Regions from separate parts of the Mus musculus genome. Here regions 1, 2, 3, 5 and 6 are each linked to region 4. A link is a loop called in an ENCODE intact Hi-C map of the cell type or tissue named here. Cell type or tissue: heart. All regions are shown on one strand. Region 1 has its middle 24 kb from the start of Gm30158. Region 2 overlaps Gm30219 (a long non-coding RNA gene). Region 3 has its middle 16 kb from the start of Gm46301. Region 4 has its middle 2.3 kb from the start of Sox9. Region 5 has its middle 52 kb from the start of Gm39461. Region 6 has its middle 130 kb from the start of Gm46301.

Evidence for each region. Hi-C counts contacts between places; a loop is a spot of excess contacts. Peaks named below come from ENCODE experiments on the same cell type or tissue, not always from the same donor. Only the 100,000 strongest peaks of a DNase experiment are listed, where the experiment ranks them.
Region 1: it touches region 4 in a loop (11-fold over the local background); 18 of 42 quality-filtered maps call a loop at or near these places.
Region 2: it touches region 4 in a loop (11-fold over the local background); 12 of 42 quality-filtered maps call a loop at or near these places.
Region 3: it touches region 4 in a loop (2.3-fold over the local background); 4 of 42 quality-filtered maps call a loop at or near these places.
Region 5: a loop joins it to region 4, with 5 times the contacts of the local background. A loop is called at or near these places in 14 of 42 quality-filtered maps.
Region 6: a loop joins it to region 4, with 2.1 times the contacts of the local background. A loop is called at or near these places in 8 of 42 quality-filtered maps.

The regions. Positions count from the first base shown.
Region 1 is chr11:111,534,139-111,538,138 of GRCm38, reverse strand. No RefSeq gene overlaps it. Among named protein-coding and RNA genes, the nearest start is that of Gm30158, 24 kb to the right of the region's middle. In heart, CTCF peaks have their summits at 299 (motif pointing left) and 1,917 (motif pointing left); no DNase peak of the experiment used is centred here.
Region 2 is chr11:111,648,884-111,652,883 of GRCm38, reverse strand. All of the region lies in intron 2 of Gm30219 (a long non-coding RNA gene), which reads left to right. Among named protein-coding and RNA genes, the nearest start is that of Gm30219, 8.1 kb to the left of the region's middle. In heart, no CTCF peak of the experiment used is centred here; no DNase peak of the experiment used is centred here.
Region 3 is chr11:112,842,986-112,846,985 of GRCm38, reverse strand. No RefSeq gene overlaps it. Among named protein-coding and RNA genes, the nearest start is that of Gm46301, 16 kb to the left of the region's middle. In heart, no CTCF peak of the experiment used is centred here; a DNase peak (open chromatin) is centred at 2,295; H3K27me3 peaks cover 522 bases.
Region 4 is chr11:112,777,870-112,781,869 of GRCm38, reverse strand. No RefSeq gene overlaps it. Among named protein-coding and RNA genes, the nearest start is that of Sox9, 2.3 kb to the left of the region's middle. RefSeq lists a cis regulatory region at 40-54 and an enhancer at 831-1,619. In heart, a CTCF peak has its summit at 1,851; a DNase peak (open chromatin) is centred at 269; H3K4me3 peaks cover 1,203 bases; H3K27ac peaks cover 912 bases; H3K27me3 peaks cover 1,992 bases.
Region 5 is chr11:112,207,283-112,211,282 of GRCm38, reverse strand. No RefSeq gene overlaps it. Among named protein-coding and RNA genes, the nearest start is that of Gm39461, 52 kb to the right of the region's middle. In heart, a CTCF peak has its summit at 1,691 (motif pointing left); no DNase peak of the experiment used is centred here; H3K27ac peaks cover 304 bases.
Region 6 is chr11:112,985,698-112,989,697 of GRCm38, reverse strand. No RefSeq gene overlaps it. Among named protein-coding and RNA genes, the nearest start is that of Gm46301, 130 kb to the right of the region's middle. In heart, no CTCF peak of the experiment used is centred here; DNase peaks (open chromatin) are centred at 1,717 and 1,877; H3K27ac peaks cover 1,274 bases; H3K27me3 peaks cover 1,435 bases.

The sequences.
Region 1 (4,000 bases), 1.2 Mb after region 4:
GTTGAATCGTGTGTTTGATACCTGTCTTTAAGGAAAGCTAAAGTATTCCCATGCAGTCAGAAAATCAAAACAAAACTTGAACATGGAGAACAACAGGAACAACCACAAAGATGGGCACTGTCTCCCTTTAAAAGTATCAGAAGACATTGGAGAAGGAGGATTTGTGGAGGAATCATAGAATTGCCAACTCCCGCCACCAGCATCTTCTTCTCCCTATGGTATAGCTTCATGAGGCTGTGTGTCTTTCTCCTTTTCAGCCACAGTTCTGTAGAAGTCTACTGGACTGCCACCTGCTGGTAACATGTTGCCTTGCACAATATTTTCCTTTCCTGATCTAAAACGTCCAAAGTGTCTGTTGACGTAAGTTTAATGGTCTCTAGCCTGGCAAGCAATAATTGATGACCAAATATATTCATTATGACTGATAAATAAAAAAGCAGAGGCAATGTCCTTCTGGCCAAAGAAGAATGGCTTAGAAGGATCAGTACCAGGGTTAAAGTATTTTCTAGCTACACACCTGAGCCTGGCAAGTTGTGAATCTTGGGAACGGCACTTGCCTGAATTCTTCTGTCAAGGACAAAGACTGAGGTTAAATATGTAAGAACAGGAGAATAAATAAAGGGCATATCACTATTCTTCCCTAAGGAAGAAGTGAAATGAAACATGAGATATGTATGGCCAGGCATAGTGTCAGTTAGAAAACAGAGAGTAGGGCATGATTGTTATCCACCCACCAACAGCAGAAGACATGCCAGTACATCAATAAAAGCAAGAAGGCTCTTTTGAAGAATCCTTTACGCTACATGGCTTGACAGTTTTTCAGCTGTGAACATTACAGTTTGGGGGCTGTTCTGTACAGATGTTGATGGGTTTTCTCTGGTAAAGACTACTTAAAAATTTCTAGCTCTGGGGAGTATATTTTGCTTCAGTTAGCTCAGAGATTAATTTCTTGGCTCTCTCAGATCTTTATACTAGGGCAGCAGACAGATGTGAACTTCTGACTTGAACCGTTTCTCAAGATTGGCTAAGGACTATCTAGTTAATATTCATTTATTTCATTCAGTACTGTCAGTCGTTACATAATTTATTTATATTAATTAGCTTTCACTTTCTACTCATCTTTCCAAAACAACCTGGTTTTCACTAACTTGAGTCAGTCTTTGGGTTATAAAGAGAACTGGTGATTTGATGAACTCCATCCTCAAAACGTCGCAAGGGCTTTTACTGATCAAGCTAACAGATGACGTTGAAGACTAGAGGCTCCAAAAAGCAAGCCTATGCCAACTTATTGACTTCTGATCTGAGTATTCTCTAACTCCTCCCTTGCTTTGTAATTTGCCTCTCTGTCTGTCTGCTGTGTCTGCTGAGACTGCAAAGGACCCTTCATATTCTGCATCATGGAACGTGCCATCAGGAAAAGACCTATCAGCGGCAGCACTTGATGTAAATGGTTTGTTTGTATGAGGAGTATCACCCGCACTAAAGCCCGGCCCCCGCACACGGAACCATTCAACTCTCCATGCCTTGGTAGCTCTAGACATTGCACGCCACACTTATGTCTCGGGAAAGATAGATGTCCGCTGTTTCCCAGATGTGTTTGCTATCAGTGCAAATGCATTTATAGCCGTGTCTGGAAATGTTTAAATAACTGACCAGTTTTCTCTCTCTCTCTCTCTCTCTCTCTCTCTCTCTCTCTCTCTCTCTCTCTCCTTTTATTTTTGGCTACTTTAGTATCTTCCAGCCCTGATTCCAGCCAGTTTATACCTCTCTTAATCTTCATCGCGACGTTGGGAATTCTTCCTCCTACTCTCTGAACACTTAACTCATAGCCTAACAAGAGTCAGTTGTTTCCAATGGATAACTTTTAGCCTCTAGAGGAACAAATTTTAATTGGTGTGTGCATGCTGCCATCTGGCGGTAGACAACGGAGAGTACACCTTTTCTTGTTTTCAGTTCAATCGGCAAATACATCTTGATAGTTTCCCATGTGTTACACACAACGAACCAAACATAATGAAGAAAATAATGTGACAGTAGAATTTATCAGTGAGACAATCAGTTGGAGGAAACTGTTGAAATGGTCCTGAGGAGAAAAGAGCAAGCCTAAATATACAAGGTCATCCCTGAAATCCAGGTGGATGAGATCTCACGTCATAAAATAGTTCTCTGACTTCTTCATTGTGCATCAGGGCATGTGCACGCCTGCTCACACACAACAGTACTCTAATAATAGCAGTAGTAGAAAACTCCTAGGAATCTGAATGGATGACCCTAGCTAAGACTTGTAGTAATCGAGGATATGGAGCCAGAATTGACCATCTCCTGTAACCAGGAAAGATTTCCAGAGGAGCGATTGGGACATCAATACATCCACAAAACCTACAATTTGTCCCCCTGCAAGGTGTGCTGGGACACAGACAGCACAGAAATTGTGAGAGTGGCTGACAAATGACTGGTCCAGCTTGGGATCCATGCCACAAGAGGAAGCCAACCCTGACATTGCTTGGATGACCAGGAGCCAGAGGTTGGATAGCCCAGAGACCTAGGATAGAACCAAAATCCCTAATGATATTCTGCTATACTCATAGATATGATCGCAGTATGATGGTCATCAGAGAGAATCGATCTAGTATCTGATGGAAACAGATGCAGAAAGCTACAGCCAGACATTAGTCAGAGGAGGGTGAGTTTTATAGAGGGAAAAGAAAGATTGCAGGACACCACAAAAACAAAACAAAACAAAACAAAACAAAACAAAACAAAACAAAAAATACAGCGTCAACTAACCTGGCTTCACACAGGCTTACAGAGACTGAATTGCCAACCACAGAGCCTGACCTCGGCCCTCTGCGTATGTCATGGTTATGTAGTTTCCTTTTCTTGGGGGACTCCTAATAGTGGGAACAGGGGCTGTCAAAAATGCTTCTCCTTGCTTTGGGACCCTTTTTCTTCTACTGGGTTGCCTCATTTAGCCTTGATATGAGGCAAGGGGCCTAGTATTACTCTAATTTGATGTGCCATGTTGGTTGTCCTGAAAGGCCTGCTCTTTTCTGAAGGAAAATGTAGGCATGAATAGGATATAGCAGAGAGGGGAGGGGAAACTGCAGGTGGGATGAAATATATGAGAGGATAAATAAAAAATTAAAAAAATAGTAGTAGAAAATTTAAAGTTAATTAATTGGAAAACTAATATTCTTATTAAAATATATGTTAACACTTTTCTAAATCTTATGTTTTTAAGAAATAACTATTTCTACTGGAAAATCATTCATGAAAAAAAAAAAACCCGAAGAGACAATGTAGTTGGTTTGTTCTTTTATTAGCTATTTGTTTGTTTGTTTGTTTGTTTGTTTATAAAGATCATGAAATTGAGTCTGGTATAGTACTAATTATTTTTTAAATAACTTCCGGTGTTATTTGCCTTTTGCCGATAATGGTTGCCGCTGTGTTTGTTTGCTCTCTAGTGGGATTCAACCCCCATTAGCACCCCGAATTTCATTCTGCATCTCCTTACTTCTGTTTTACTCATTGCAGTGAACTAATTACTGTACCCTTCTATATTTGTTATGTTGACACCTGTAAAATAACAATGAGATCAAACAAAAGAAACTGAACACAGTTGCTGCCCCGTGCTCTGGATTGCACCGACCTACCTGCCCTTGGGGGTTGGAGCTGAGGTGGCACACAGCACGGACTCCACAGATTCTAGGAACAGGTGAGAAATGCCACAGCAAGCTTGTGTGAACGCTGTTGCAAGTTCCTTTAATACCCTTCAACCGTGCTCCACTGGTCCCAAGAAAGCGTCTCTTCTAAACAGCTGTTCCCGATTGGCTGGCAGTGTCTGCATCAGCACTCCTTAGTCTCTTCAACTAGGTCCTCCTGAAGGAGATGCCTTTGCCTCTGCACCGGGGCGGCATTCACTTAGAGGTAGCCTCCGCCTCCGTCCCTCCTACACACACAGGGCACAGTATATTCTCTGGTACAGTTAAACAATAAAACC
Region 2 (4,000 bases), 1.1 Mb after region 4:
CTTATTGTAAAATATGTTTTGTTGTTAATATCAAGGTCATTATAAGTCAATGTTATTATCACTTTAAAATCTACTGAAACAGAAAAAGAAGGCTTTAGAGATCATCTTTGAAGGGTGACGTTGTAGCTTTTTTCCTTTGTCAAGAGTCAAATATGAAATATGATGATCCAGAGGAACTAATTATAATACCATGAATCTAGTATTTTTGTTTTATACACAAATATCGTACAGACTAAACTATTTTAAAACTTGAAATGTATTAAAACCAGCAGTTCATTTTGTGTGGCTTTGCAGAACTAAATCCAACCTTGACCCCGTTTTCAGTGAGCAACTTTGGAGATGGATGCCTTTGATGTAGAAACAGATGGTCATCTGCTTGCTTGGACCACAAATCCTCCACAAATACACAATAAGAAGTGACCTGGAAAAGTAACCTCGGAGAGTTGTAACTAGCTGACCAGCGGTGGATTCAGACATACCCACTGCTATCTGGCTTAGCTACTGATTTGATGTCAGTTTGTTGGTTTTTTAGTCTGTCTAGATAGTGCTTTTCAGCTAAAATCTAAAAGCCTCCCCCTCATTTTACCACATCTGGTTTAGCAATTCCTTGAGAGACAAAAACAGTCCTTTCTCTCATCCCATCTATTAAAATCTACCTAGGTCCTGAGACAGAAATGAATGATCATGTCAGAGTGGAATACTTCTACTCCAAATTTCTGCTAAAATAAACCCAAATGCCCCCCCCCAATGAAAATATTACAAGATATTACAGTAGGACAATCTTCAACAGAGCAACTGATGGGAAATTAGCTTGGTTTCCTGTTATATCCCACGAAGTCATTTGTTACCTCAAAATGCATGAAATATAATAAGTTCAATTTGTTTACTTGAAGAGAAAAATCATTTGAGGTCCGATATCTGATCCATTCATGACTGTTAAATATTTTATTTATAAGGAACCACTGTAGACGTAAGTCCTGTAAAGTATGACCAAACAGTACCTTCCAAACTAAGTTGTAATAGGCTTCAAACCTGAATTTTTTAAATAACCTTTAAAGTTGCCAAACAAGAACTATCATCTCTGATATACACACCTGCGAACATGCAAGCAAACATTCACATGCATACATTGAAAATGAATTACTTTTTACTCAAAACGAGTGCTTTGAATTAGACTAGTATATTTGCCCAGGGCAGGAAATACAGCGAGACCCACAATGACACCTTTATCCAGACACTGTCAACAGAGAACACTGAAGACATAAACTTGGAAGGTATTAAGTTTAACCTGGCTACGTAGGAATTCATTCTCTGATGGTATGCACTGGGTCTTACCTAGAAGACACCTCAGTGATCTGTTAGCTTTCCTGAAGCTATTGGATTTAATAAAATATTCCTCTTGGTCCTTTTGATAAGAAGGGAACATAACATTTAGGAGGGAAAGCACAAGAAATGAAAAAGACACTGAGCAAGAACAGTGAGTTCTCTTAGCTACAGAACTGTATATCTAACCCCACAAAACACTCCTTATATCACAGAAATCTTAGCATCATGCTGTCCTGTGAAGCATAGCTCAAATCCTAACGCTCAGTGGGGCAGATGCAGGCAGTCCCTTGTGAGGTTTGAGGCCAGCCTTGTCTATTTAGTGAGTTCTAGGACAGCCGGAGCTATGAAGTAAGACCCTATCTCAAACACAGAGCACATCAAATCAACGGCAACAGCAACAACAACCATAACAAATAAAACTTCACATGATTCTGAATCACATTTAGCCACTGTACACGCATGCTTCATACTTAGAACGTCTTTGTCAGCAGGGTTTGTTGATTTCCTGACACTTTGTCAGCATCCACTGGGGTTTACTGGGTTTCTGTGTCCAGGATCCTAACATCCTAGAGATTGTCTTCTTGGACCCATTGATTCAGCAGCAATTCTTTAGTTTCCTGTCTCTATGACAATTTTTGTTTTTCCCAAAACTTGTATTATCTGTTATGAATTTTTAATTCAATTGAACAGCAAACTGAGTGGAAGTTACTGAATTATTGACTTGGGACTAGTGATGTGGCTCAGTGGTTAGGCACACTTGCTGCTCTTGTAGAAGATCTGCGTGCAGACCTCAGCATCCCCCTTGCATGCGTCCCAACTCCACAGCTGTGTGCAACTTCAGCTTATGGGTTCTCCAACACCTTCTTCTGATTTTTGCTGATAGCTATACACACACACTATATACACATACACATATACAACACAACACATATACATTCATATGTACACATGCACTTGCACACACTCATGTACACACATATGTACCACATACCACACAAGACACACATGTGTGCACACACAAATACATCACATGCATACACTCATACACACATACACACATACTGCACAACTCATACATATCCACATTCGCACACACTAATATTTAGAGAAGCTATAAGTTATGGAGAACCTAAATCCACGTACTCTGCCCTATTGTTTGTTAAGATTTTGAGAGACTTTCTTAAGGCAGGGATAAAGAGATGTGCTTTTCTAGTTTCTTGATTACAATACCACTTCATGGAACCCACCATAATGTTAAACCTACATTACATGCCATTGCAATTACCCATAGCAGCAGACCCCTATTTTACAAACATTAAAGTAATTTTTAAATTGGTTGGAATCAGGAGATGCAGACAAGTATGTTCATGGAGCTTATTTTAAGCAACACATCTATTTAAATTTCAGAATTGAATACTTTTATATGTACCGGTTATTCAGGGTACGATTGAAACCAAATAAATACATTTTTTTAACTTTAAACATATTTTATTATAAATTACTTTCTACTTGACTGTTTCTTTAAACTGTTAATAGTTTAACGAAACATTGCAAGAATAGTAAGACATTAACTATAATATGTTTAGTTCTCTTAAAGCTTCTGTTTTTACCACATAAGAGAATTATAGCTATCTTTTCCAATGTTAAACAATTTTATATAATACTATCACTGAAAAATGTATAAATACCATGAAAGCACATCAAATATAAATAATATTAAAGTTTAAAAACACAGGTGTCTTTTCAACTTGATAATGGAGGAATGTTCTGGTCTCAATAGAACAAACATTATTAAAATGAATCAATCATATAACTAATTGACTTACTTTTTAAAGCATTTGTTATATATACACATAGTGTATGTATATGTTTTGAATGTGTGTGTTCATGTGTATGTGTGTGATATGCACTTATGTCTATAAGTGTTTATATGTTGAGTGTCTGCATGCTAAGACTAGAAGTTATCTAACATTCTTTCTCTATCATACCTTTCTTCCCTTGAGATAAGGAAGCTCACTGAACTTGTAGCTAGGCTGGTAGCAATCAACCCCCAGAGGTCTTCTAGTCTCTGCTCTTCACCAGAGCCCTTGGTTTACAGATGTTCTGAGTCGTGCCTGCTATTTAAAGTTGTGAGCCTGGATTTGAACTCAGTTCTTCGTGTTCACACAGCAATGGTTCTTTCTCTCTGACTCATTTCCCCCATATAATTTTTCAGTATTTTACACCTGGCATTACAGACTGTACATTGAGTAGTCACAGTTTTAAGCTGACAGACTTTATTTTTTTTTTTGTACAAGACTCAAAGAATGGCTTAGACAGTTGACTAGATGACTCAGTGGCTAAAAGTACTCATTGTATAGGCTTCTGATCCTGAGGCCAATCCCCAGGACCCATCTGATGGGAAGGAAAAATAGATTCCCGCAAGATATTCTTTGACCTCCACACATATTGTGGTATACCTTTCCATGACAAAACAAACAAAGAAACAAACACACAAAATAATAAAAATAAATGACATAAAGCTATGACATAAAATCAAGAATGCAAAAAAATATTCTTGGTGAGATGAGCAGAAAATCCTGCCCAACTTTATGAACAGCACAGATTGTTGATTCAGACATACAGAGCTGTTGCATTGACCATGTACATTGCAGTATAATACCATTGTTGACAT
Region 3 (4,000 bases), 65 kb before region 4:
CTCAGAAGTACATGGTTACTCTTATATCATGCCTGCCGCCATTGTGTCAGTAAGCATATCATATCAGAAAGTCATCATAGCTCACAGGGTCTGCACTTATGTAAGATTGGTGACCTACTTTTCACCTCTGATCATATGCATAGAATTTTCAAGCACTATGAAATCTAGTCAGCAGGAATGAAGTTTCCAGGTCAGTATTAGTTTGGTTTCTTCATGTTCTATGACTTGACTCAAGCTTATGGTGTCTTTATCAATAGGATCGTACTGTCAAATTCTGGAGGGCAACCAAGAGCAACTTTAATATCCCATAATGGTTGGTGGGCCTCTGGGTCCCCAGTAGCAAATAGCTTAAAAAGAGGTAAAGCATTCTGGGTGCTATTTTTCCCCCACTCAAAATCAGATCAGAAGGCAGGAAGTAAGAAGCAGTAGAGGGTTTCAGACAGGGAGATTCTATTAGCAGGTTTCCAGTATTCCTACCACCACTGCTCGTAACAACAAGAACAAGTTACAGCCATCACCATTACTACCATCTTTACCACCATCATCATCGCAACCACTATCGCTACATCATTATCATCAACACCATCACCTCTACGCTGACCATAAAACCCGTCAACTCCATCCCCACCGCTTCTATCACCATCATCACCATTATCATCATCACTAATGTCATCATGTAATCACCACCCATAACACTCATCACCTCTGTCATCAAAATCACCACTATCACCATTATCATTGCATCACCACCACTGCCGCCATTCTCTCACCACAGTATACAATATCCATCACCTTCCCCACTGCCACCGTCATCCTTATCACTACCTCTCCTGTTCCCATGACCATCACCTGTAACACTAGCACCTCCCCCACCATTACCTCCTCTGCCATTATCACTAACATCCATAACACCTCCCACTACCACCACAATTGCCATGATCATCACCAACAGCTCATCATCTCCACCACCACGCTCACCACTGCTGCAAACCCTGCCACTCTAACTTCCCCATCCCCTCCCACCATCACCAGGAAGCCCTTAGAGACGCCCAAGTTAAGGACTTGTCTAAACAGAGCAGATTGCCGAAGGTGAGTCCTGAGGTGATCTCAAAGCTCTTGGACAACACTGATTTGACACAAAGTTACTGGCCTTGTGGAAAGCATCCTCTACCATTCACCAGTGATCACTAGAGTCACCTTGTGAAAATCCTATCTCCCACAGCCTAAAATGGATTCAATCAAAACCCAAGGCTCTTACAGAGTCTGAAGCAGAAAGCACATGGAAAATGTTCATCTTGTTATCTGACTCATAGGAGATGCTAAGATACCCTTCCTTTGTCCCTTCTCCTTTGGTCCCTCTCTCTCCTCTTTGTTCTTCCTGTTTTCTCCCTTCTCACCATTCCTAGGGTTGGATTTCAACCTCAGACAAGCAGCTTAAGTGCATGTTTAATATACCAAAGTTGTCTCTGGCCTCCAGGTTCTTCCAGCGTCCCTCAGTTCCCACCTGTTGCAGGCTATGGCTGACATACCCTGCCCTCTTCTCTCTCTCTCTCTCCCTCTCCCTCTCTCTCTCTCTCTCTCTCTCTCTCTCTCTCTCTCTCTGTGTGTGTGTGTGTGTGTGTGTGTGTGTGTGTGTGTGTGTGTGTGTGTAGGAGAGTTTCCAGCCAAGCGATTGAGCATCTCCTACCCTTGAAGCTCTTCCCTATATAATCCAGACATTCCGATCGTGCTCTCCTGGTCTCTCTCCCTCTCTCAGTGTTTTCTCTCTCCCTACATGGACAAGCTCCTTTTTTTTCTCTCTTCCTGCTCCCCTCTGTCTCCCTCCCCATGGTGACTTCCCTGGCCTTGTTCCTTGGGACCAGTGAACCCACCTAAGAGGTGCTTCCCAACAAACCTGCCTTTCCATACTTTAATTTGGCTTGGATTGGCTCATTTCATTTGTGGAGAGTACCTCTCATCTAGATCTTAGGCCCTCATCATTTCCAAACTTCCAACTCAGAGAACGATTACTATATGATACTGTTAAATGTTCATAACTATCCTTTAGATCCACACATCAAAGTCCATCACACACTGGCCATTTTCTCAAAGAAGAGGGAAATTAACCCCACAGGAAAGCTGGTGAGGTCCATGGCAGAGGCCCGTAGGGGAAGGTCCCATTCTCTCTGAGAACAGTGTCAGGCTCCATGGGAGGGGCGAATGTAAGGCTGGATCTTGTGTTTTGCACTGGAGCTCATAGATAAGCAGGCCGGGGGAAGGCTGAGTTTTCTTGAAAAGGCTAGCCAACTTTGTCCTGCAGCTGCTCGCTGGAGAGCTGGCTCCAGAGAGCTGTTTGCTTTGGCCAGATGTACTACACGGAAACAGTAGTAAGACAATGTCAGGGGAGTGGTGGTGGCCGAGCAGAAGGGGGCCTATGCATTTCCAACAAGAGAGAAACATTTTCTTTAGAGGTGGCTTCAGTCCCCTCTGGGCAGCCTCTAACTGTGACTTGAGCTCAAGACATTGAGACAGGGGTGGAGTGTGGTGGTAACAGCAGCTGTCTATGTGTGTTGTGGAGAAGTGGGTGGCATGCCTTAGGGAAGTCGAGCAAGGGTCAAGGAGAACAGGACTTTGGTTTACTTTGCCTGTCTCATTTGGGTTGAATTTTCATGAGATGGTAATGAGCTAGGGCTAATGGCAGATGGAGCTAAACCCAAGAGAAGAGATGACCGACTGACTGTGGACTAGGGTTGGGATCAATGTGGCCAAGAGGGGGGTTCTTGTGGTTGCAGATACAACAGCAGGAGTTTCTCTTACCATTTTTAACTCTATTGCAATAATAAAAGAAGTAAGATACTACTGTAAAAACTAGGTGCTGACGTCACCACATACAAACATTTAATCTTTTCTCCCTCCCCCCATCCTTTTCTTTTCTTTTTTTTTTCTTCCAAATAATATCTCAAGTAGCCCAGCCTTGAACTTACTATGTGGCCAAGGACGTCCAAGCCCTGGTCATTATAGGTATGTGCCACCAAGCTTGACTTATTGAAGGCTGGAGATTAAACTCAGGGCTTCATGCGTACTATGCAAGCATCAACAACTAAGCTACAACCCCAGCTTCAACATACATGAGCTTTAAAAATAAATTTAATCTTCAGAGACCTACACATGATCACACAAAGGAGGGCAGAGTTGCTACACTGACTTTAATTGTGGGCTCTGGCCTCATGAGCAACCCTAAAAGGCAAGAACCTTCCATGGGAGCTGAGCCTTCCATGGGAGCTGAACCTTCCATGGGAGGGCAGCCTGAGGGGATCCTGGATTGCGACAGGTTCCCCTCTAGGAGACAATGCATCTCCCCCACCCGGTCCCCATCTCTCTTTCTCTCTCACACTCTCCATGTTCGTGTATGTGAGTACTCCTGCATGTGTGTGCACATGTATGTGGAAGCCAGGACTCACTGCTGGGGCTACTTCTTGATGATCTCTACCTTTCTTTTTGAGGCAGGGTCTTTCACTGACCCTGAAGCTCATCTGTTAGCTAGGCTGGCCAGCCAAAAGCCCTTGGAATCTGCCGGTCTCTGCCTCCTCCATGCTGGTGTTACATACCTGTCTATTGCACTCAGATTTTTTTTCATGGGTTCTTAGGGACCGAACTCAGGTCTTCATGCTTGCGTGGCTTCAACTGAACCATCTCCCTAGTCCCTATTCTTGATCATAAATCTCATTGTCTTCTGGGGAAAAATAACTATGGAGAAGGATTTCCCAAACACTCTGATCTCTGCAAGATTCAACAGGGCTGGGAGGGGAGCCAGGGTTTTGTGGATGCTATAATTATTTAAGGGCCTCAGGGTGTGTGAAGAGGGGATCAGAGACTAGATTGGTATGTCTGTCATTTAAGGAGAAACCCAACTGAGTCCATGTCTTCTTAACTTCTGGTAACCATACTTGGAGCTTCCTGTCTATCTTTCCATCGGCTGGTCTCTACAGAAAAGCTCAAAGCTCCCAGGACCTGTGTGTGT
Region 4 (4,000 bases):
TGTGTGTGTGTGTATGTGTGTGTGTGTGTGTGTGTGTGCGCGTGCACGCGAGCGTGTCTAGACTAGGACCCTCCACAACCCCCCACCCCCACTTTTCGATGCTGTCTCCGTGGTACCCGGGACTTCGCTGGCGTTTACAGCAATGGAAATTGCAACAGCTGCTCGTCAAAGCGGAGCTGGGCTTCTGCGCCTGGAGTCTGCCGGCTTCCAAAAAAAGTGCTTAGAAATGGTCTTTTGGAAGCAAATGTTTGGGTGACTCAACGCCCGCTGTTCTCTGTAATAATCCATATAAATAGATTAACGCGCTCTGGTTCAACGAAGCTGGTGTGGTGACTGGAGCTTCTGCTGCGCTCCCGCAGTGGGGAATCAATGAAAACCAAAGCCGAGCACCAGGCAAAGGCTGGCGGCAGGGACCGCGCAGTCCCCGGCTCTTGCGGCCGGTCCCGTGGGCCACGCCGACCTTGAACTGACAAGTCCTTTCCCGGCCCCTCCAGTACTCTGACGCCCCTCGTAGTCAGGATTATTACTTTAGAGTTCTGCTTCTTGCCTCCTGACTGAGTCACAAACACCGTCAGGCTCGCCACTGGAGTTTGCAAAACTACTCCGGGGTTGAGGGCGAAGTTTGCAAAGGTGGCAGGGCCGGGCGGTGAGGCCGAGAAGGCCCTTGACTTGGACTGGAGACTCCAGACAAAACGGGCCACTTTGGCGGAGCCCTGTGGCTCCCTTGCTTGGGCCTTCCTTTTACCAGATACCTAAGAGGGCGAAGCTCTAGGCGTCTGGACTTTAGTTGCGTCCTCTTAGACCTGCACACAGGTGGGCGTTCTGGGGGAGGCCACTTAGGTGTCCGTTGCACTTTAAGAGTGCTTGGAGCCGAAGCTGCGTGTTTACTCAAACTCTTAGAGCAAGGTTGGCTAAGGGAGGAATTATCTTTTCTGGAACGAATAAAAATCTTAGTTGCCACCGGGCGACATGCCCTCGGAACCACAAACAAACTCACAACGGTGTAAAAAAAAAAAAAAGATAAACAATTTCATTTAAACATCCCCTTTCTGATTCTTGCAAAGCTTCGCTTTGAACTTACTAAATTATTGATAAAGCGAATCGGCCTGTATCATATCAAAGACAGGTTCCTCCCCTCTAATTTGCTAAGTGTGGACACTTAGACATAAACGAATCTTTTCTTTGGGATGCTTTTGAAAAGCTCGTTTTCCTCTCGTTTTCTTCCGAAGTGGGCATTTGTTATTTGGGGAAAGGAACTCGTGATAGCAGCAAGCTACAACTCTGTTCAGTCGAAGTTTCTTTTCAAACGAATGTTCCTAGCATTGCATGTCTCTACTACCCTGTAGCCTGTTTACGAGTTTAAGAGATTTACAAACAATAGCCATATATTCGTAGCTCCGATTATTCTCACAACGTGTAGGAAAATATATCTTTTTTTTTTTTTCCAGAGTAGGGGACCAGGTTTTGTTCGTGTAGACGCACTTCTATGTTCTGGGATGGAGGTATTTGAAGAGACCAGGGGCCACTGTCAGATGTATTAAAACAGCCAGTTGTAATTTGTTGTAATTATCACGTATTCTGGCACAAAGGCAACGAAAACGACAGTGGCCTTAGGGCATTTTGAAATATTTTATTAAGTATTTGTTCATGAATACATCCATTTATAAATATACCCTTAATACAAAATATGGAGAGATATAATGTGCTGCGACATTTTAAATCGTGAAACTTCTTACATATTTCTACGCCTCCACGAAAGTGTGTTTATATTCTTGATCTTTTCGGGGAGAAACTATTTTTAAAAAACAGTTGACATGAAAATTACACTGCAATTTTCAGCAACATCCAGAGGGGGCGCCAAAAGCCCAGAAACTGGTCTGGAACTTTGAGAAACTGCTGGAAAACTTTCCTTGAGGTGGACCAGCAGGGGCCCGGGTGGGGGAGGTGGCAGTAGCGTGTTGCTTGCGGTCAGTTCTGTTTCCAAGATGAGACTTATCTCTACAGGAATTCCTATTTTTATTCTTTCCTGTGCCGATACCACTGTGTTAGGGGGGACCTGGGAAGTGCTTGTCTACAGGGAATTGGGGTGGGAAAAGCACTGTAGATGCTCACTGTTCTCATTCACAAACAACCTGGAGAACGAGAGGAAGGGGGAATACTCTGCTCGTTCCCCAGGTGCCAAGAGTTATCAGGTGTGCCAAGATCAGGCCAAGTCTGTCCTTTAGGTACCATCAGTTTAAGAGTGGCTGGGCTGGCATTTCTTCCAGAACAGGTAAAGTCCACTCCCAAGCAGCCCTTCAGGGGATTAGTCCGCTGTGACTTGACTCAGTCACCCAGGACTCTCCTTCCTGACTTGATTCTGGAAGTCTTGCATTATTCTTCAGGCTTGAGGTAGGGAGGGGGTAAGCATCCCGAGTCCAGACTGTGTTTCGATTACGGACTGGGAATGTGAGTCTTGCTGCTCAGTGTTAGCTGTACCCTCCTGCCTAGAGGTGGATGGATGATCTGGGGTCTGCAGCCTCCTGGGTATGAGGGCTGGAAAGACTGAAGGCTAAGATGAAAGGGGCTTCCCAACACAGAGGCACTAGAGGATCCCAAGAGATGACCTTGGGAAGTCCTCATCTAGGATTCCTCCCACCTTTTCTCCCTCCAGCAATGCAGGGCCCAATTTTCCTGGTAGAGGCCTGTAGATCCTAGCAGTCCAAATGGGGACAGGGGTAGGTGTGGTGTGTGTGTGTGTGTGTGTGTGTGTGTGTGTGTGTTGAGAGGGCTCAGGAGTACTGCTAGACCTAGAGAGAATCCAGCTCTTGGTGGGCAGGAGGGAGGGTGTGAAGGCTCAGTCACTTGCATTTTCTCCACATGAAGAATTAAGGGAAAAAAAAAACAACCCTCCCTGCTCCAAAAATCCTTAGCAAAGTGGGGACCTCGTCTAAAGCCATTTCCAACACGGTCCCAACTTCTAAGAAATATTAGTTTGGTGTGGTGCGTGCTGACAGTTGTACCCCGCAGTAAGACACCAACCCCGGGTTACATTCAACAGTGTGATCCATGAAAGGGCTACCTCATTTTGTCATACAGTTCCCTGACTCGGTCCACGTGAAGCAATCTCACAGGATTTATGCTTCAAGCTGGACACGAGGTCCCCGTGCACAGGGCTCCCAGCCGCTCTTCCGTGATTTCCATTTTTCGCTGAGGCATGCAATGTTTGTTTTTTGCTTTTCCAGCCACAGTTTCCTTTGGGAAGGGAGCGCCAGGTAAGCCTGGGCAGGCGCTGGGCTTGGTAGCAACAGCAAGGGCACAGCGGGGGGCTTGGGCTGGGGGCGGGAGCAAAGCTGCAGATTCGAAGGTATGCAGTAAGTATCTTAATAAGTGCGGCCTTTGGGCTGTTTGCTTGTGTGAGCTTAGCGGCCAGACCTCCCAGCCTCTACACATACACATGAGCCCATTTCTCTCCAAATGGGGACCTATGTTACTCAAAATGACACAAAACCCGGAGACCCTAAAATCCCCCCCCCTCCCTGCAGCTATCAGTCAAGACACCAGTGGCTGCAACCCAGAAGGACCTCCCACCTTCAGGGAGTATGAGGACCAGAGACTCTAAACTGTCTGAGCCTTAAAATGGGAGTGGAGAGGAGGGAGGGAACTTTTCTCCCTCTCAAGAGACAGCAATCCCAAGAGAAAACCATCAGCCTAAAAAATATGCCTTTAGAGGTGGTACCTGGGATGAATTCCTTCCCCTAGTCCCTTAGAACAAGCACCCTGTGGAGGTAAATTTCCTGGGCCGAATGTCTTAACTCAAGACTGCCCTCCTTTTAACTAGAGGTATTTTGCAGGGTTAATTTAAAAATAAAAAATAAAGTGAGCACTTAATATGGAGGCACCTCCCGAGAAGCAGGCTCTGCTCTGCGGGGCGGAGCTCCAGGCTCACTTCAGCCCCAGGGCTCACTGGGTTGCAGCAGTCTTTGGGCAGCTGTTTCTGCTGTTTGCTCTCCTGGCTCCT
Region 5 (4,000 bases), 570 kb after region 4:
CTTGCAGATACAATGCTGTGGCTCTCCCTGGACTCCCATGTCCTTCGATCCTAATTGAGTGATTGAGCTAAAGATGAGGTTTTAAGGGCCTGGGGACATAGCTCCATTGGAAGGGTGATTTCCCCAGCATTCAGGAAGTCCTGGGGTTCATCCCCGGCCCTTTAAGAACTGGGCATCATTGTAGACACCTGTAATCCCTTTACTTAGGAGATGGAAGCTGGAAGATAGAATGAAGTTCAAGATCATCTTTGATAGAGCGAAGCTGAAGATAGCCTTGGTTACATAGGACTTCCTGGACATTTTTGAATGTTTTGATTATTGTTATATTAGTCAAGATCAAGGGATGATCTTGTTGCTGTGTAAGGAAAGAGAACCTGAGTAAGCACTAATGGAAGTGGTAAAAATCTTCCATATCAAATCTTTTATTCTGGCGCTCCTAAAATGAAAGGAGCTATATACAGTTTCTCAGTCTCAAACTAACCACTGAGTCAGTCAAACGAAGCCATATGTCTGTGTGATTTCAACCATTTTCTAGTCGCTCCTTGTATGTGAACTAGATGCACTGAGTCCATAATGACCACCGAAAGGCAACAATAAACAAAATGGATATGTAATGTATGATACACCTTTTGGATGCCAAGCTATCCTTTGTCAAACAGTTCTAGAATTATGCCACAAGCTATGTTAAAATAGCTAGTATTTACCAATTGTTTACTATATATGGCTTTGACAGGCATTCTGCCAAGAATTTCTTGTAAATGGTCCCATCTGCTTCCAAGACAATCTTCTGAGAGATATACTAATATCCTTACTGTTTTTGAATAAGCAAACACACCTCAGGTATTTCTTCAGTGCTACTTTTATTACATATAAATAAGTAAATATTCCACAAGTAGAAAATAAAGGCCTTTGTTTAAAGGGCACATGTTTTTGTTTGTTTGTTTGTTTGTTTGTTTTATTTTGAGAATGTTTCTTGTTAGATAGCCCATGCCACCTTGAACTCACAATCCTTTCGTCTGGGCCTGAAAAGTTCTGAAACACGGGACCACACCCTACCTTAAAGATGTAGCTTATAAATCATATGAGGAATGGCAATCTACACAAAACAATCTTGCCACAGAAAATTTAAACCACTTACATTAAGATTAATAGGCTGTAGTTTGAAAGTAGAAAACATTTTAAACACTCTTTTATCTGGGGAAGGAGACAGATTAAACTGATTTTAAATGAGATAACAGAGTCAATATTAAAATTCCAGTGGACCTACTACTCTGGGAGTCAACCTTTGGATAGTGAAGACTGGAGATGAAATCTATTAATATGTCCAAACTGAAAGATGGTGCGAACAGAAAAAGGTATGCGTGTGGTATGCACTTTGTGTCACTTTGTGTCAGTCACTAAAACTATCAAGCAAGACTTGAGTCTGGGTTGTTCACAGATGCATTGGAACTAGTTGAACCTAGTTTGCTTAGAACGCATTTACTTTCTTTCTTTTTTGTTAATCATTCTATTCGTTTACATCCCAAATGATATCCCACTTCCAGGTTACCCCTCCACAAGCCCTCCCTCCATCCCACATCTGCCCTCTCCTCCCTCCCCTTTGCCTCTCTATGAGGGTGCTTTCTAAAAGTCTATTTGCCCAAGGTCTCTTACCGGGAACACAAGAGGAAGAGAGTCACTGCGCCCTCTAGGGGATGTTGTAGAAAAACCTTGCCTTGGAGAAAGGGAAGGACATCTGAGAAAAGTCCTGAGAAAAAGACACAGGGTAGTTCTTCCTCTAAAGCTCCTTCCTCTTCTAATGGAAGCATCCTACTAGACTTCTTAAAAGGCCCCTAACTGTACCAACCCCTCAATTATTTTATTATTAAAAGGCAAAGCTGACAGCATGCTATTCATTTTTGGCTGTACACTATTTCTCTGGCCCTTGTATCCCAAAATAGCTCCTTGTGGTGACGTGTTTCTCCTTTGGTTGGTAGGATTCTTTCAGTGGCCTCTCCCACTCTGTTTCTGAATGCTACGTGCTGTCTCAGGCACTCCCTCCCTCCAACCAACATCACCTGTTTCTCTGTGAATGATCTGACCTTCAGAAAGCCAGGCTATCTTTTGAAGATAAGGAGATGCTCAGGGAGACCGAAAAGGGCAACGAAACCCATGCTTGGAGCAGTGTCAGTCAACAAGCTGTGATTAATTACTGAAAGCAGAGTACACAGACAACTTCAGAGAAAGAAGGAATGCATAAAAGAGTTACTTTTGTCTTGTTCCCATGTCTTCCAAAACATAAAGACAAGTACACTCAGGATCACTGGTCCATAAATGGCAGAGAGAAAAAAATAATAATCCTGATTTCTAACCCCCTGACTTATACCTTTTCCAATGGCAGTAACCATTGCTTCCAAGGTGGTCCTTAATTGAATTATCTTGGCAATATTGTGAAGGCAAGTACTAATCACTTAATGTGTTGAGTTATTTAATGAAAGTATTATTAATTTGTAGCAATAAAATATAGAAAGAACTCGGAGCTTACCATGTGCCGGGGATTTGTGGCATCAGATAATGCCTTAAGAAAAAAAATCAGAAGTAAAATTAACACCGAAGATGTCTGCAAATTCATACTTGGATGAAGAGCATGGGACAGGGATGGCAAGCAAAGAAACAGCAGCAACCAACGTACATGGTATCATTTTGAAGGTCTTATTGAAGATGTCTTCCCTCAAGTTGCCTTTTCATTCTTTTGGGGGGGGGGTTGAGGTCTGATTAGAAAGCAGGGAGGGAGCCAGAAGAACAAACAAATAGCAAGGATTGTCCCAAGGGAGCCACCCAGGCCCAGTGATGGAGTGCTAGACTCCTACTAGATAAATACAGTCTTAGGATTTGGGAGAAGAAGGAATTGAATGTCAAAATAATGAGGGACCAAAACACAAGTATCACTGAAGGAGTTTCAGTCAAGTTAGGCTCACTCCTCCTTGCCCAGTTTTAAGTAAGAAGATATTTTCTTTTCCTTTAACACCACATTTTTTTAAATGTGAGAATTTATAATTTATTTAATTTTATTCCTGTGTGTTTATGCATATGCTGTGTGTATGAGTATAATCGAGCAGGTGGGTCTCTACAGAGACCAGAGGAGGAGGTAGGGTACCTACTTCTGTTCATCTCCACTATAGTCCCTTGAAGCAGAGTCTCTCTCTCTGACTCTGGAAGGTTATCATATTTTGGCTAAGGTGGATGGCCAGCAAGCTCCAGCCATCTTTCTGTCTCTGACCCCTAAACTCTACCTCCCATACCTGTGTATAGGCACCTGTAGCCTTGCAAGGCTCTGTGAATGAACCAGGGATCCAAAATCTTCAAGCTTATGCAGTGGTAATCACACAAATTGAGCCTTCTTCCCAACCACAAATATTTCTTTAATTAACTGAACGTTATGACAATATTTTCTTTGAGACTCTGGAATAATGATAACATCAGATACTAGAGAGAACGTTGTATTGAGACTGTGCTATCATGTGTTTCGATGACTCAAGAACACGAGGATGACAAGGACTCATGATATCTGTTTTGTGGAAGATGTCTATAGGCTTAGCTTAGATTAACTGATGGCCAAGTTGAACATATGCATGGATTAAAGGGAACTATGGGACTGATTCAAAGCTGACCTCCTCCGGTTGAAAAGAGGGATGTCTCTGTTGCCAGTTTCAGCTGTCCTTGGCTCATGTGTCTAAAATTGGATGTTGTCAGCAAAGCATATAGGGTATTCTTGCAATAAGAAAAACAACCAGCCAGCCAACCAACCAACCAACCAACCAACCAACCAATCAAAACAAACAAACAAACAAACAAACAAACAAAAACAAATCCAAGGATCATACATAACATGTAAGGATTGCTTAATCCTTCAAAAGGGACTTAGGCTTGGGTTATGTAGATAACTACAAGGGAAAAATTCCCCTCTCCACATAAGCTAGCCCTCTGCTGACAGGAAGAAGAAACACGTGGTTTGGCCACA
Region 6 (4,000 bases), 210 kb before region 4:
TGTGTCAAGCAGTAAGACTTTGTTCCAAGGGATGGCATCCGCTAGCCATTCCTCTGTCTCGTGAGGCAAAGGGGGACTGCAGGAGGATCTATGTAGTTTCGGTGTTTGTTCTGGACAGTTCTGAGTCCTGACTGGCTCCTGGACAGGCAGTCCCTATCTGTCCCCCTCCACCTGTCCCTCTAGCAGCTACTGGGAGAAGGGTGCTAACCGAGCCCGGAGACTAACCCACTTCAAGTCTCAAGGACTGTCTGGGGAAGTCCCAGCTTCCAAGCTACCTAGAAGGGGGAAAAAAAACTAACATGCTTTCCATATAGGCAAGTTGGGGTGCTGTGGCTTCCTGGACTCTTGGTTTGGCCCCTGGTATTAGCTGCCCAAATGGCATGGCTGCCCTTTGCCTACTTCTTAGTACACCCAGCCAGCCACACTCAGCCTGCAGGCCATGGGATAGAAAAAGAAAAAAAGGGCTTGCTCGGCTCTGATGTTGGACCAGGGGAATGGCTGGTGAGTGCTGTGTCTGCAGAGCTGGATGTGGGCCATGCTAAAGCACTTCTAGATTCCAGGCAGAGCCAGAATCCAGTATGAGGGGGGAAGCTGGGAAGACAGTAGGTTTTTCTGATTCTAGTCTCATAGGAGATGAAGCCAGTATGCCACACCTCCAGGCTTGGCTCCTCCCTTTGGCAGAGCCAGAATTCCCTCCTTCCCTTTAGCCCACAGAGAAGATGTTAGGTTTCTATTCTGTGGCAGGACCATCCAGATGGGCTGATTCCAAAGCCATGTGTGATGTACATTGGCTTGAACAACTGATTATCTGTGCTTTTTACTCTTCCTTGTGAATTCTTTCACTCACAAGCAAACACACACACACACACACACACACACACACACACACACACAGAGAGAGAGAGAGAGAGAGAGAGAGAGATACACACAGAGAGACACACAGACAGACAGACACACATGCATGCATGCATGCAAAACTAGGAGCTAGCTCGTTAAGACTGGTCTAGCCTGGTCAGATAAAGTTTTGGCTGGGAGGCAGGTAGTATGATAGTCTAAAGGCAGGCTGAGAGAAACCTCTGCATGTTGATATCAAGTGTCTAGCCTTCTGGTTAAATGCAAAGCACGCTGTATAAACGAGCCCAGTTCATTGAAGCCAACAGCCCCACCCAACTGGATTTTAACACTGGTCATGGCACCCACGACTCACCACATTAGTGTCAGTTTAACGGTTGGCTACATGGGCCAGGGGTAATATTAATGATTACTTGTGAGTTAAGTGGATGTAGACCTTTTACATAGAAAGCTGCCGGCCTTTGCTAGTTTTTCTGGGCAGGACGTTGGGCAGGCGGGGATCGGCAGAGTGACCAGGAGCTCCATGGAGAAGACATACAAAAGGTCCTGAAGCCACAGTAGGTAGAACTGAGCTCTGGCCTGGTGCTTCATCCAGAAGGCCCCTGGGAAGGTGAGCTGCCTCCCCGTTGGGACTGAGTCTTTGTTTGAGAAAGGGCTTCCTCTCCAGAGCTAGAGTAGTGCAGAAGGCTGCTCCCTAAAGCCCAGAGGTGGAGAGACCAGGCCCCCAACTTCCTCTCTAGGAAGAAGCTGCCGGGAGAGGCCTAAGCTGGGTGTTCCCCGTGCCAAGAGGGGAATGCCCACCAGTGATTTACACAGACATTTATAGAAAGCATACAGGTTTACTCATTCATAAAATAGAAGAACAGAGTGTTTTCTCCCTGGCTGGGCTCTTGGGTAGTGTGGCTGATCACAATCATTTCCGGACATGCCCTGATTTGCCCGCAGGGAGAAGGCCAAGGCTGCATGGGAACTGGCTGCGAACGGAACCGCCCAGTGCAGGCTTCCTGCTGCATGCAGGACTGGAGCTACACTGAACTGATAGCAAGGGTCTCTTCCCAGCCCCAGGGCAACCGGTCCTCCTCTTAGACACTCTACCCTCGAGAGCATCCCAGCTTGTAGGTAGGTCCTGAAGGCTGTGCCTGGCACCTGGTGATATGAGGCTCTGAGGGCCACCATGTGAGATCGTAGGAGTACAGGGGATGTTCCCTGATCTTGTCAGGCCACCCATACTATCCAATTAAAGTAGGTAGCTTGGTGGGAGCACATTGGGGGCCTTCTCTTCCCCAACAGCCAGTGTCAGTCTCTGAGGACTCACTGAGCCCAGCCAGGTCCTGGCAGCCTTTCTGTGGGGCCAGACAGTGGGTGGGCAGCAGGCACTCATTTTGTCATAAGCCACAGACCCACAAAGAGTGATTTTCTTTCCCCGGTGCCGCTCTGGGTCCTCCAGTCCGGGATGGCAAGGGGCTGTGGGCTGAGCTTTCGTGTTGGATGTATGACCAGTGGAGCTGGCGGCAGGCTGCTGAACAAGAAGCAAGAACTAAACACAAAGCAGGTAGCAAAGAGGTTGGCGGTCTGGACCAGATGTCCCCTCGGCCTGCCATCTCCTCCAGGAGGGGCTCCAGCTAGGCTCTGCTGTGGGAATTCTTGAAAGCCTTGGGGAACCCTAAGCTCAATATGACAAAGGAGAGGGAGAGGAAGAGCAAGAGAAGGGAAGACAACTATGCGGGAGGAATAGGAAAGCAATAGCAATTTCTTTGCCAGTTGCTCTAGCAAAACTCTGCAGGCTTCAGCTTAAACGATGGGCGTTGGCCTCTCCCAGTTCTGAAGGCCGGAATAGAGAGGGTCAGCAGAGTTGGTCTCTTCTGAGGCCTCTCCTCTTCTTCCCTTGCTGACTGCCCACCACCTTATCGAAATGTCACCTCTCTGTGCTCACACATATCCATCCTAACCTCTCCTGGTGAGGATAGCAGGAGTATTGGGTTGGGGCCACTGCACAGAGCTGTAGTTTTACCTTGGACTACTGCTCTAAGGTTGGCTTCTGGCACATACAGGACCAGGACACAAAGCAAGGTGTGTTACTTGCTGTGGGATTCAGCATCATTCATGTGTCTTCGTCAGTGTAACTAGCCCAGAGAGAGGTGGGACCCTCTATGGGCACGCTGCTAAATATATCAAATAACTAACTAACCTGAGGCAAAAGAGGGGCCTGGAAGTATGTCATTTTTTCCAAGAGGAGGCAAGGTTACCTCCTATGCCAGAGGTTACCTCATATGTACAGAGGTGCAACACCTTAGGTAAGTCTGTGGCTTTTTGGAGCCTTTGGAGTCACTATCTCCAGTGTTCTCTGTGAGATCTGCATGGGGCACCAGGGCACACAGCAAAGAGCTAGAGTGTCTGTTGCCAAAAATGAGGATGGTAATAAGGCCCCTTGAATTGAGGCTGTTAAAAACTGCACCAAAATCCACAAAAATGTCAAGAATGTGGTATTTAGAGCCTGGTGTTTCCAGATCCTCGACTCTCAGTTCCAAGAGGCCAAGGCACACTCATGCCATCCAAGAATGTCTTTCTAGAGGTCCCTGTGTGTTCCTGAAGGCCTGTGTTTCTTCTGTTCTTGTGTTCGTTCTGCAAAGGGCTCACCAGCTCCCATGTGAAACCGAATCACTGCCCACGTGGTGGGAAGAGCCACCGGAAGCTCCCTCTGCATCCTTCAAACGCTGGTCCTTCCGGATGCGTGGGCTCCCTCATTGGTCCCATGGGGACTCCCAGTGTATTCATGAGGTCATTTGTATTTAATTTACAAGAGCGATGTGGAATTTTAGGAGATTAATTTTGATATGAGGACCCAACTTGGGTGGCAAGAGACAATTTGAAGGTGTTGCTGCTGGCTACATCCACTGCACATTTGAACACCAGTATAACTTCACATGACATTAATAATAGGGAGTCAAAAGTACGTGGCAATTGGATAAATGAATAGGCAGTTAGATGACAGGTGAATGGATAGACAGACAGACAGACAAGCAGGCAGGCAGATAGATAAATTGATTAATGACAGACAGACAGTTAAATGACAGCAGGACAGACACATAAAGGGTTGGTATTGTGACTTGAATATAAACTGTCCCTCATAAGCTCACATGTTTGAACT